Regions from separate parts of the Homo sapiens genome. Here region 1 is linked to region 2. The links are chromatin contacts, found by Hi-C or POLR2A ChIA-PET in ENCODE. All regions are on one chromosome and are shown on one strand. The core of a region is the stretch at or near the end of the contact, and the rest is flanking DNA. Distances in the headings are between cores, read along the strand shown.

What was found. A loop is a pair of places that touch in the nucleus more often than their neighbours do. ChIA-PET counts read pairs that join two places held with the same protein, here RNA polymerase II (POLR2A). Pooled maps may share reads with other maps.
Region 1: a loop to region 2 is called in a map of breast epithelium, with 12 times the contacts of the local background. The contact joins the promoter of PWAR6 here to the promoter of PWARSN in region 2. A Hi-C loop is called at or near these places in 9 of 168 maps with a recorded cell type or tissue (Right ventricle myocardium inferior, breast epithelium, heart left ventricle and 5 more), 1 of 37 single-sample maps with no recorded cell type and 4 of 50 pooled maps. POLR2A ChIA-PET finds 5 or more read pairs at or near these places in 1 of 52 experiments (naive thymus-derived CD8-positive, alpha-beta T cell).

The regions. Positions count from the first base shown.
Region 1 is chr15:25,029,300-25,035,626 of GRCh38, forward strand. PWAR6 (Prader Willi/Angelman region RNA 6) reads left to right here and starts at 2,574. Exons shown (of 1, transcript NR_146168.1): 1 at 2,574-6,327. All of the region lies in intron 23 of SNHG14 (small nucleolar RNA host gene 14), which reads left to right.
Region 2 is chr15:24,977,163-24,983,290 of GRCh38, forward strand. PWARSN (Prader Willi/Angelman region RNA, SNRPN neighbor) reads left to right here and starts at 4,832. Exons shown (of 1, transcript NR_022011.1): 1 at 4,832-6,128. SNHG14 (small nucleolar RNA host gene 14) reads left to right here. Exons shown (of 148, transcript NR_146177.1): 11 at 616-754; 12 at 1,031-1,156; 13 at 1,245-2,480; 14 at 2,785-2,922; 15 at 4,613-5,275. SNORD107 (small nucleolar RNA, C/D box 107) reads left to right here and starts at 4,832; the gene lies at 4,832-4,906. SNRPN (small nuclear ribonucleoprotein polypeptide N) reads left to right here. Exons shown (of 10, transcript NM_003097.6): 8 at 616-754; 9 at 1,031-1,156; 10 at 1,245-1,561. The coding sequence ends at 1,282. It also overlaps a transcript of SNURF not described here.

The DNA.
Region 1 (6,327 bases), core at 1,324-3,823, 50 kb after region 2:
GTTATACTTATTTCTGTGATCCAGTTCATTTGTTTAATATTGGGATTCAAGGAGTGTTGAAGAAATGTCTACTGATTAATAACAGATGGGAAGAGTGTATGTGTTTTAAATAAGAGACCAAGAGAGACAATAAGGAAAATAAGAAGGAAGTGTTTGTGAACCTTTCACATTACTCTTACATTCGGGAAGTCCACAAGACACCGTAGTGGAGATTCTGAGGAGGTGAAAACCTGTAGAAAAATGCTTTATTAGTAAGGAGCTGACTAAGTTGTCAGAAAGTGTTGATTTTTAGAAGGATATTGAGACATTGGGTATATAGGGTATATGACTCCTTGTCTTCCTTTCATTCTGGCTTCTTACCAGCTGTTGTGAATAAGTTTAAGATTTCTTCTGACGTTATAAACTTCAGAAAAGGTATGGCTGTTTGTTCAGTTTGAAGTAGTATCATATCCGCCAAAGCCTTGTTCAATTGTCTTGTTGATTCATGGTTCTCTTCAGTGATAATATTATATGGGATTCCTACCCACAGCCACCCAATATCTCAGTGGAGAAATGCAGGTTTGGAGAGAACATCTGAATAGAATCACGCTAAGATGGTACATTTGCACTGAGACCATTGTTATGTGGCAGGCAGACATGAAGTATCCTAGGATTGATCAGTATGCCTTAATGTAAATAGCTGCATATAGACCTGATTTCTTAGGCTCCCCACTTCAAGCTCTTGAATATTGTGTTGATATCCTTATCAATACACTTTGTCTTGTGTTCTGTGTTGTTTTTCCAAAATATAACGAGCTCCTACTTGACAGGGATTTTTTCTTTCTATTGTCTTACGATAAAATGTCAAGATAAAAATGTATGAGTTTCATTAAAGTTTATTGAATAAAATTTGTGATGGAATGAGTGACAGCGAGGTCATGAATGAGAGAGAATATGGAAATAATGGAGAATGTGATATTCTGATAGTCATGCAATATTCTTTTTGATATAATATGTAACATATATTAGTATGTTATATTCTATGTATTATTTGTCATATATTATTACTATATCCTGTTGCTATATTTGGATAATTTGGGAATCTGCCATGTTTGATGATGTTGAAAAGAGAACATAAAATGTAGTGATTTCTTAATAAGGTGTAGAGGTGTAGGTATTAACTCTTTAAGAATATAGTGATTTATTTTAAAATAATGATAGGAAAGGACCATAAAAATGTCTGAATTTGGGAAATTAGAAAATGTTTTCTCTCTGGGGCTTTCATATGTCTGTTCTATGTGAATGTCGCTTTGCCATGGCTCCCTCTTTGCTAACTCTTCTTAACCCCTGCAGAGAAGGAAGTGTAGTGATGGTATTTTGAGTCCATCTTCAGGTTTATTGGGAATGCAAGGGAAATGAGTTGTTACCAATGGGAGTAAAGGGCTAGTTGCTATGCCAGTAGCTGCTACTTTTGACACTGCTTGAGCAATCTGAATGGCTAGGTTTGAATCTGGCTTCTCAGTCAGAATTTTACCTTCACTCTAATGCTGCTTTTTTTCAAATCACCTATATTTACATAAATATGAACCAACTTCAGTGATCTTAATTCTTTCCCGAAGATCCAAGTTTCTTTCCATCTGCCTGAAGAACTTTCTTTAGCACTTCTGGTATAGCAGACCTACTGATGATAATTTTTCTTTTAGTATATGGTGATTAGTTTACTTTTTATTCAACTGTGTCTTTTTTTGAAGTCTTCTTCATTGAAATATATTGTTACTAAATATAGAATTAATGGCTTTCTTTAAGCACTTCAAAGATAATCCACTGTTTTCTGGACTCCGTTGATACTTAAGTCTTTATTTTTGTGTAATTCTTTTTCTTTAAATGTGCCATTTTTCATTTTTCTCTGACTCCTACCTACTAAGATATTTTTACCTAAGTATTGAGTCAGTTTTGGTTATGATGTGACTCAGTGTGTTTTTATTTATATTGTTTGGTTGTTTGAACTTCTTGAATCTGTAAATGTTGTGCTTTATGTTAAATTTGGGGGGATTTCAGCCATTTAAAATATAACTTTTCAGTCTCTTCCCCCTGGGACTCCAATTTTTACATATGTATTAGACCTATTAATATTTTTCTATGGATACCTGACATTCTTTTTAAATCTTATTTTTGGTGTTTTTCACTTTGAACAACCTAATAATTTGTTTCCATCCATGTTCACTCACTGTTTATTCTATTTTTTCCCAATCTGCTCTTAAGCCTATCCTGTGAATTTTCTTTTTAATTTATTTTATTTTTTAGTTCCAGATATTTTCTGCTTTTTGTTTGTTTTTGAGACAGAATCTTTCTCTGTCACACAGGGTGGAGTGCAGTGTCATGGTTCACCGCAGCCTTGACCTCCTGGTCTCAAGTGATCCTCTCACCTTAACCTACCCACTCCTAAGTAGCTAGAACTACAGGTGCATGCCACCACGCTCAGCTAATTTTTTATTTTTGTAGAGATGGGGTCGTTGTGTTGCCCAAGCTGGTCTTGAACTCCCAGACTCAAGCAGTCTTCCTGCCTCGGCCTCATGCCCGCGCCAACCAGTTCTTTATTTTTAATATTATGTTGTATTTGATGTGCTATCCTATTCATTTAGTATAAGCACATTTTTCTTTATGTCTTCAGCATAATTATATGCTTTTTCAGAATTTTAACATCAGGACTGCTTCCAGGGTAGCTTTATTGCCCTTTGTCTTAAGTATGGATTATAGTTTTCATTCTTTGTATGTCAAGTAATTTTGGATTGTAACTTGAACTTTGAATATACTGTAGAAACTCTGAATTCTATTTTATTCTTCTAAAACAATATTTCTCAGCTTCAGCACTACTGACATTTTGAACTGGGTCATTTTGTTTGTGTTGTTGTGTGTATTTTGGGAGGGTACTGTTCTATATGCATTGTGGGGTACTGAGTATTATCCTTTGTCTCCACTCACTACTTACCAGTAGCATAACTCTCTCTCCTCCCCACATCCCCTGCCAAAAAATGCCTTCAGTCCTTTCTAAGCGCTCTTTTTTATGGTGTTGGGGCCAAAATCATGCATCTTTACTCACTCTTTCTCATTGAGAGCTATGGCTATAAAGGGTAGTGATACTTTTACTTATTTATTTTTAAGGCAAGCAGTTAACTTAGCTGGATTCAAACTCCAGGCTGCCTCGTGTGCTGTGGGAAGCAGCCTACGCTCTATTCAGTTCTTTTCTTTTCATATTGGTTGGGTTACTTTGAGTCTGGCCTACATGATGGGCAGTTTAGAGGTCAACCAAAGGATTTCAGCAGAACTTATACACAGAATTTCATTCAGGCTTCCCGTGTCTGATTGGCTACAGTGTGGGAATTTCCTCCCACTTTTCAGCCACTACTGAGGATGCCTTTCGGCAAAATTCCTTGAAATTGGAAACTTACAGGGAAATTCCTTTCCTCCAAGAGTGCGCTCTCCTCCAGTGTTGGCTTGCTTTTGGTTGTTCTCCGTGGTTTTAGATAGCTGTCTTTATATTAATTCTGGAGTTTACAGTTGATATCTGTTGGGGGCTTAGTTTGATAACATGTATTCTTCTATTACTAGTAGCCAGACCTGTATGTCTTACTTGACCTGATGGAGAAAAGTTTCAACTTATGAGACAATACTGTGCTAGCTAGTTTTACTGATTTGTACTCTAAAGTACCCAAGCCTAAAATAGTAGAGCTGTCTATCCCACATGAAACTTCTCTGATTTTCACTGTTTTTTATAAAAAGTATACATGTTCACATTTCTGTAGGTTTTTTTAAGCATCACAATTTTTATAAACTTTCTATATTTCCAAGGTCTACCTGCTTTGTATTTTGCCTAGTGAGAGTTTTGTATTCATGTAGGAATAATCTCTTGGTGTGAGTATCTATTTTCCACTCATCCAAAACAGATAGAGCATTGATTTCACTAAGCGTTATGTTCTAGTTTGCTTTGGTATTATTATTAGAAATACCTGGTGATTAATTTGAGCTAAGTATTCTTCTCTACCCTCATTCCCAGCATTATCACCCGCTTTTACCACTTCCAAGGGGTGGAAGCATTCTCCACAATGCATTTTTTCATGCCAGAGAAAAATCTAGAAAAAAATGAATAAAACGAAGAAATTCTTTCCCCTTGGTATCTGTAGCTAACTTGCCTAAGTGTTCTTTCCCACAGTTTAAGTCTTCAGTCCATAGTTCATAAGCAAAGGGGTGTAGCGAGCTCTGATCTTGCCAGAAGAGAGAATAAGTGAGCTACCCCACGGTGGACATTCTGGCCATCTGAAATGAGTCGATGCATGTGGCTTTTGTCTAAAGGCTACAAATAAAATGTAACCACTTTCTTCTTTGAGTAGTTGATATAGCAAATAGTTGAAACAGAAGTTTTGATTGGCAAATCAGGATGTGGTAGATACTTTAACAAAGAGTAGAACTATTACCAGTTTTATGTGTTGCTGTTTGTATCTCTTTCACAGTTTTGATAATATCACATCCTGGAAAGTGAAACAGAAAATTATTATTCCATTTTAAATGACTAAATTTGCTTTCATGGTATTTACAGTGAAAGAGTAAATTAGAAAGTGAATGGATGACTGTTCATGAGAAAAAGCAGGGTAAAAAGATTTTATTTAATTAATTGAAAATATTAGGGTCAAAACATAGGCTTATGTTATGTTTTGTGAATTGTGCTGTGTTGTAGACATTTGATGAGTCCTAACATAGAATTGATCTAGCTCTTGAAATACCATTTTTGATTGAGTATAAATGGGATATAGGCACCTTACAACTTCAGAATTCGAGGAAGATGATGTGAATCTTCCAATTTTATCTATTTGATTCAAATGGTATGTTTTTTCACATTTCTCATAATTTCCACGTCAACTCCCATGATGATCATGCAGGAAAGCAGCATGATTGCACTTCTTGTAGTGCATACCATCACTAAAACATAGTTACTGTCTTTCTGTGGTCTTAAGAAAAATTCAGAAACAGCATACCAATGTACATATAAGATAAATAAGCTTATGTGGTACAGTAAGTGTTCTGTTCTGAGAAATACCTTGATTCGTATCCTAATGTCTGATGTTATTGGTAGTTCTCAAACTTCCCCAATTCTGCTTTCATCTAAATTCATCTTATCTATCTATTGTTAAATAATCTATCAGTCCATTTTTATCTATCATCTATATATCTGTCTTTATCAATCATTCGTCTGTAATCTATCTGTGCCGTTTGGCATAAGAGACAGAAGGGCATAGCAGTGGAAACTCAAAGGAGTTACCTCCATGTGAATGGACAGTGGTGATGGTGATCTGTGAGGTGGTGATGTATAGAAAGAAAAACTAGAAGAGAGCATGCCCTAACTCAGGGACCTTGTCCAGCAGGCACTCTGGCCTTGTTATACTGTGCTTGAATATGAAAAAAAAAAAAATCAAAATAGTGCTGACATTCTTTGTCTTCTGGGTCTGAGAAAACTTAGAGTAGATATGATGACTCTGCCATTTCAGTCTTTTGTATTTCCACATTTAGAGCTCAGTTTTAATTATGTAGAATTATTTCTCCAGCCTGTGTTAAACTAGACCATGGATTGGCAAACTTTTTTTGTAAATTGCCAAATACACATTTTCAGTTCTGAAAGCCTTGTGGTCTTTGTTGCAGCTAATCTACTCTGCTGTTGTGTTATGAAAGCAGCCATAGGTAATTTATAATTGAATGAGTGCGCTGTGCCTTTCTTCCAATAAAACTTTACAAAAGCATCCTGTGGGCTGGAGTTTACCCTTTGGGAAACCAGAGCATTGGCTAAACTGGAACCTGAAAAAATAATCACATCAACTCAGCCACATGGTAATAATATTTAGAGTATTATTTCAACATTTTCATTTTCATAAAAATTTTTTTAGCTCTTTTGCCAAATTCCATCTGTGAGTGATACAAATGACTACCACGTGCCATTAACATCACCTAAACAGTGCAAAACAAGCATAGTAGAAGTAATTGGAATGATATAAACCCCTTGCTGTAATAGTTATAGTTGATAAATTATGTTTCAAAATTGAACCTATTTCTTCCAAATTTCATCTATAAAGTTCCAAGGAGTTCCAAAATCTTGCCTGCCTTCTTTTCCCAGTTAGCAGTATTGTCTCTGAGCAGCCATGGTGGTATCCATCCTCCTTGGACAATGAATTTAGCCTATTTTGACTTCATTTGAGCAGTTGTAATTGTTTCACCACATCAGAGTAAGATTACTACATGCCAGAGCTATTCTTTAACTCAGCTTGTAAAAACATGATAGCATCAACAATATACATAGCAAAT
Region 2 (6,128 bases), core at 3,582-6,081:
TATATGGGAGGAAGGGAATAAAACTAGCTGCTTAAAATGGTCATTGGGTGATTAAAGTTACCCAGGTTACTCTTGGCAAGAGTAACTTGCCACTAGTGGTGAGTGAACAGAATGCATGGATATACCACAGTTGAAAAGACCAAAGGGCTTTTTGGATGTCAGTGTACTAAGATTAGTTTTTAAAATATGGGAATAGGCCGGGTGCAGTGGCTTACGCCTGTAATCCAGCACTTTGGGAGGCCGAGGTGGGCAGATCACTTGAGGTCAGGAGTTCGACACCAGCCCGGCCCACGTGGTGAAAACCCTATCTCTACTAAAAATACAAAAATCAGCTGTGTGTGGTGGTGGGTGCCTGTAATCCCAGCTACCAGGCAGGGAGACAGGAGAATCGCTTGAACCCAGGAGTGGGAGGCTGCAGTGAGCTGAGATTGCGCCATTACACTCCAGCCTGGGTGACAAGAGTGAAACTGTCTCAAAAAAAAACATGGGAATAATGAGAGAAGTACATTGCAACAGTTGTTTGTAACTAATTGGTCATTTTTCTCATTTATTTTCTGTGTTTGAATAATGTGAAGGTTTGCATCGCTTTGACTGTTTCCCGCCCTGCCTTCTCAGGTAATGACTCCACAGGGAAGAGGCACTGTAGCAGCTGCTGCTGTTGCTGCGACTGCCAGTATTGCTGGAGCCCCAACACAGTACCCACCAGGACGGGGCACTCCGCCCCCACCCGTCGGCAGAGCAACCCCACCTCCAGGTAAGGGATTGGTGAACACGAAGACGAACTTGAATCTCTGATGAGAGATAGCTTACTGATTTAAGACACAGCCTGAGAGCCTAAGAATTTGGGGAATATGCTTCCTTCTTCTAGATACTGGTTTTTAATGAAAGACATAGAAGAGTAATTGTCATATAGAAGTTATTTGACTCTATCATTGTTGTCTGGCCCATTTCTTTAGGGATTATTTGGGCTAAATTCTAACTTTTCTAAGCCATTTTATGAGGCCTTTATTTCTACCATTTTTCACTGTAGGCATTATGGCTCCTCCACCTGGTATGAGACCACCCATGGGCCCACCAATTGGGCTTCCCCCTGCTCGAGGGACGCCAATAGGCATGCCGCCTCCGGGAATGAGACCCCCTCCACCAGGCATTAGAGGTGAGTGGGAGCATAGGGGTTTGATGGTTCAGCCAGGCCCCTGAATATGTGTATCCTCTTTTTCTCAATGTTTCTATTTCCTTTCCAGGTCCACCTCCCCCAGGAATGCGTCCACCAAGACCTTAGCATACTGTTGATCCATCTCAGTCACTTTTTCCCCTGCAATGCGTCTTGTGAAATTGTGTAGAGTGTTTGTGAGCTTTTTGTTCCCTCATTCTGCATTAATAATAGCTAATAATAAATGCATAGAGCAATTAAACTGTGAGGTACTGTTGTATATATTTTTTTGCCTGTTGATTTTGATGAGATCTTAAGTTACTGTGGATGAGGGTGATGCCTATTAAGCAGTTGATTCAAATCATATTCTCTTTAATTCTTAGGATAAAAAGGTTTTCTGCTATCTAACTTTCACTTTGTGCATTGACTGGTGTTGGTTAATAATGTTTTCATGACCCGGGGGTTTAAGTGGTTGTGCTGCTTCACACATGGCCTCCTGCTTCTCATGTTGCTATGTCACATTATCTGAAGGGAAGTGGGGATGGGATGAAAGGCCTTGTAAGGCCACCTATATACTGAAGGAAGTTGTAGTGAATCACAGTCCATGCTCATTACATATCAAGGCATTTGAAATAGAAGTTACTCTTTTTCTTGGGATGTTGACCTCAGTTGATCAGGTTTTACAGTGTCCTATGATCAGAATAGAGGATGTGATACTGGAATAATCATTTTCTACCATTGAGTAAGTATTTATTTATAAATTACTAAATGAGTGGAAGATCCTGGGTACTGGGAGGCAGGAGGTTGCATATTTGAGTTGATAAGTTGTACTACTGATAATAAAGATAACTGACACACTAAAACATACTTGGTACACTGAAATACAAATTACGGTTATGTCCAGTGGTATCACCAAGTGACAAACTGGGAGCTAAATAGTTCAGAAATGCCCTAGTCTCTAGGTCCAGTTTGAATTGGTTATGGAACAAAGAAGCCATTTATAAAAGGGAAGAGATTTTTAGGTTTTGCAGCTAAGGTTTATAGTAGGCAGCGAGGGAATGATTCATAGTGATTGTAGCAGTTGGTTTACCAAGCACTAAAGAGATTGGTGTTAACTCCATAATACTGATAGACTGATTGGAATTACATTTTTTCTCTTGAATTTACCAGGAGTGGTTGTGAATGTCACCTTTTCCATCTTTTAAATTACATCCTTGCAGGTGGTAATCACTCAAGGAAAAGGAATTATCAGAGTAACAATAGTTCCTGTTACTGACTTGATATGGTCTCTGCCAGAATAGCTTCTCAGATTAATGGCCACTCTCAGGTAAGGAAAATAAAGAGGCGAAGCCTTAGTTGCTTTAGGAGATGATATAATACAGGTGTGACATCAGTGTTTTCAGAATTTGTAAATGTTAAAACAAACTTCTTGATTTACCAAAGCCACAACCAAAGTACTTTACCTGGATCTTTCAAGACAGAGCTTCTCAGTTCAGACAAATTGACTGATGATAAGACAAACACTTTTCCTCTACAAACCGTGGGGTAGTATGTAGAGAGACCTGTGATTTCTTCCCATACTGCTCTGGAACTACTTCTAATTATACTTTTTTCTTTGTTTGTTTTTGAAGGGGAAGCATTTCTCCTTGCATTGGTTTGCTGGTATGGATGGCCCTTAGATTTTGGCATGAGTGATTATGCAGCCTATTTGAAGAAAACCTGTTTTCAGGACCTTTTTAATTAAATATGGCCTGTTACATGAGTTAAAGGTAAGTTATAAGAGCTCTAGATTCTGCAAGATGCTTGCTTCTTGTAGTTATTTTGCTTGGTGATAATACATTTTCTTTTGTCTGGAGCTTCCTGGACTTTTTGAGAATCCTGATTGTGATGATATAATAGGAGAAAACTTGGGATATAGATAGTATAATTGAGTGTGGTGAATCTTTTGTTATGGAATGCTAGTCTAAGCTTCTGTGTGTTTCCACTAGGGACACACATCAACATATCAGTCTTAAAACATTCTTGGTAGTTAATGCTTGATGTTACTTAAAAATCATCCTACATTCTTGCATTAAACTACATACACGTGGCTGGGCGCGGTGGCTCATGCCTGTAATCCCAGCACTTTGGGAGGCCGAGGCAGGCAGATCCCGAGGTCAGAAGATCGAGACCATCCTGGCTAACACGGTGAAACCTCGTCTCTACAAAAAATTCAAAAAATTAGCCGGGCGTGGTGGCAGGCACCTGTAGTCCCAGCTACTCGGGAGCCTGAGGCAGGAGAATGGTGTGAACCTGGTGGAGCTTGCAGTGAGCCGAGATCGCGCCACTGCACTCCAGCCTGGGCGACAGAGTAAAACTCTGTCTCAAAAAAAAAGAAAAAAAAAAAAAAAAGAAAATACATACATGTCTCATCTAAAACATGGTTGGTCAACAACTTTCTGATTTCCTGATACACATTTTATTAACCGGCTCCTTAAATATATCCATGTTGCATATCATGTTTGACATGCTTTCATTGTAGCTTATAGAATAATTTCAAATAGAATTTTGGGATAAAAATTATGCTACCTTAAAATAGGTTATGAAGTATTTGAGGTATTCTCTTTTTATATGATAGGTAAACTTGGCTTGGAATTAAAAAGATTTTGAAAGTTGCTTAGGGAGCTCCCTGCTTTTGTGAACTCATTATTCCTTAATTATGATGTCAAATTTCAGAAGTTTGTTATTAACATACCGGTATTTTGCTTTTTATAGATTCTTGTAATAGAATATTACAAGTAGAAACTGATTTACATAGATAATTATGTGAAATAGTGCTGCTTGACTAGGATTTTCATGATCTCATTTCAAAGATTAGCAAAAACACCCTTTACCTGGTATGTTTACCTCTGATACTACCTTCACTGATTTCAGCAGGTAGTCAGTTATAATCCATGGATTGAAGTTTTGATTTATTTATTTATTTATTTGAGACAGAGTCTCACTCTGTTGCGCAAGCTGGAGTACAGTGGTGTGATCTTGGCTCACTTTAGCCTCTGCCTTCCGGGCTGAAGCGATTCTCCTGCCTCAGCCTCCTGAGTAGCTGGGATTACAGGTGTGGGCCACCACACCTGGCTAATTTTTGTATTTTTGGTAGAGACAGGGTTTCACCATGTTGGCCAGGTTGGTCTCAAACTCCTGACCTCAGGTGATCCGCCCAACTCAGCCTCCCGAAGTGCTGGGATTACAGGTGTGAGCCACCGCACCCCGCCATGGGTTGAAGTTTTTAAATGCATGTTTTCCGGTAGTTAATACATTGCTTGATTCTGTCTTATAATTGCATTTCAGTTCTCTTCATCTTGTCCATACACATAATAATGCTTAGTATATAATAAAGCAAGGTATATTTTCATGGGATTTTTGTAGTGGGAGAATGACATCTGAGCCTGAAATAGGATATTTGTGTTGTAACTTTTTCAGTGTCATACGATACCATTTTTTGACCACTTAGTTGATGCCTCTGAAAGGAAGAGAGAATCAGATCGCTAAAATTTGATGTGTCGTCAGTGTGGATCCTACTCAGTAGTGTCACAACGAGGCTGAAAATCATATTAAGTGCTTTTAGGACAGAAACGTAAACTGCTCAGGTAAAATAACCTTATAAAGAGAAATAAGCATATATTGCAGAGGCCTTGGCTAGGTTCATGATGACACAGGACCTTGTCTGAACATAATGATTTCAAAATTTGAGCTTAAAAATGACACTCTGAAATCCAGTCAGTGTGCCTCACTAGACTTTTCGATTTCAAGATTTTCTGCAGAAAATGTTTTGAAAACTTTGAATACTTAAAAATGGCAGGTGTAGTATTGCACTTTGCTAGTTGCTCAGATACCCTTTTTTATTTGTATAGATATTCTGAGTTCCTTTTTTTTTCTACATGTTGTACGTTGTCGAAAGCTAAAAGGAAACTTATCCTTGGATCACGGAAGGCAGAGGCATTTGGTGAGATGGAAACAAGGATGTGTAAAAATGAGACGACCACCTCTCGGATTAAAAAAAAAAAGTGCCAGAGTTCTAGGGTTCTAAGTGATGTCCAGGAAGGAGGAGGAATAATATTTATGGAGCATATATTATGGAACACAGTGAGTATAGTACCTGCCTTTAAATGAATACTGTTGGTTTTTTAGGACAGTTGCTTTTTTTTCTTTTTTCTTCAGCTGTGTGCAGTTGATTAACTTGTACAGAGCCTATCACACAATAGATGTTTAAGAAATATTAAGTGAATGAATGAGGCAGCATTGCTAATTTTTGTATAGTGAGACAGTATCTCACAGTCCAGGCTGGAGTTCAGTGGCATTAACATAACTCACTGCAGCCTTGAACACCTGAGCTCAAACGATCCTTTCACCTTATCCTCCAGAGTAGCTGGGACTACAGTCGCGTGTCAACATGCCTGGCTAATTTTAGTTTTCTAATTTTTTTAGAGTTGGGATCTCACTATGTTGCTTAGACTGGTCTTGAACTCCTGGCCTCATGCCATCCTCTTGCCTCAGCTGGTATTGTAGGTGTGAGCCACTGTGCCAGGTACTAATTTTTTTTATGTTAGAAAACAAGTTTTTAGGTATTTTATAGTTACTTCCTTATGACAATATCTCATCAGAATCTAGGCCTATCTGATATCTGACTCCATACGTTTATACCGTGTAGTCAGCCATTCCCAGATAGAGGTCATTTGAGTTACTTAGTGTTTACCAGCACTTGTTTACTACCTTGCGATGATATTTACAGTGTATTTTTGGGTATGGTTTTGGGGTTATTTGGTTGTTGTTAAAATGCCTGTAATCCCGGCACTTTGGGAGGTTGAGGCGGGTGGATCACCTGAGGTCAGGAGTTCGAGCCCAGCCTGGCCAACATGGCGAAACCCTACCTCTACTAAAAATACAAAAATTAGCCTGGCGTGGTGGCAGGCACCTGTAATCCCAACTACGCAGGAGG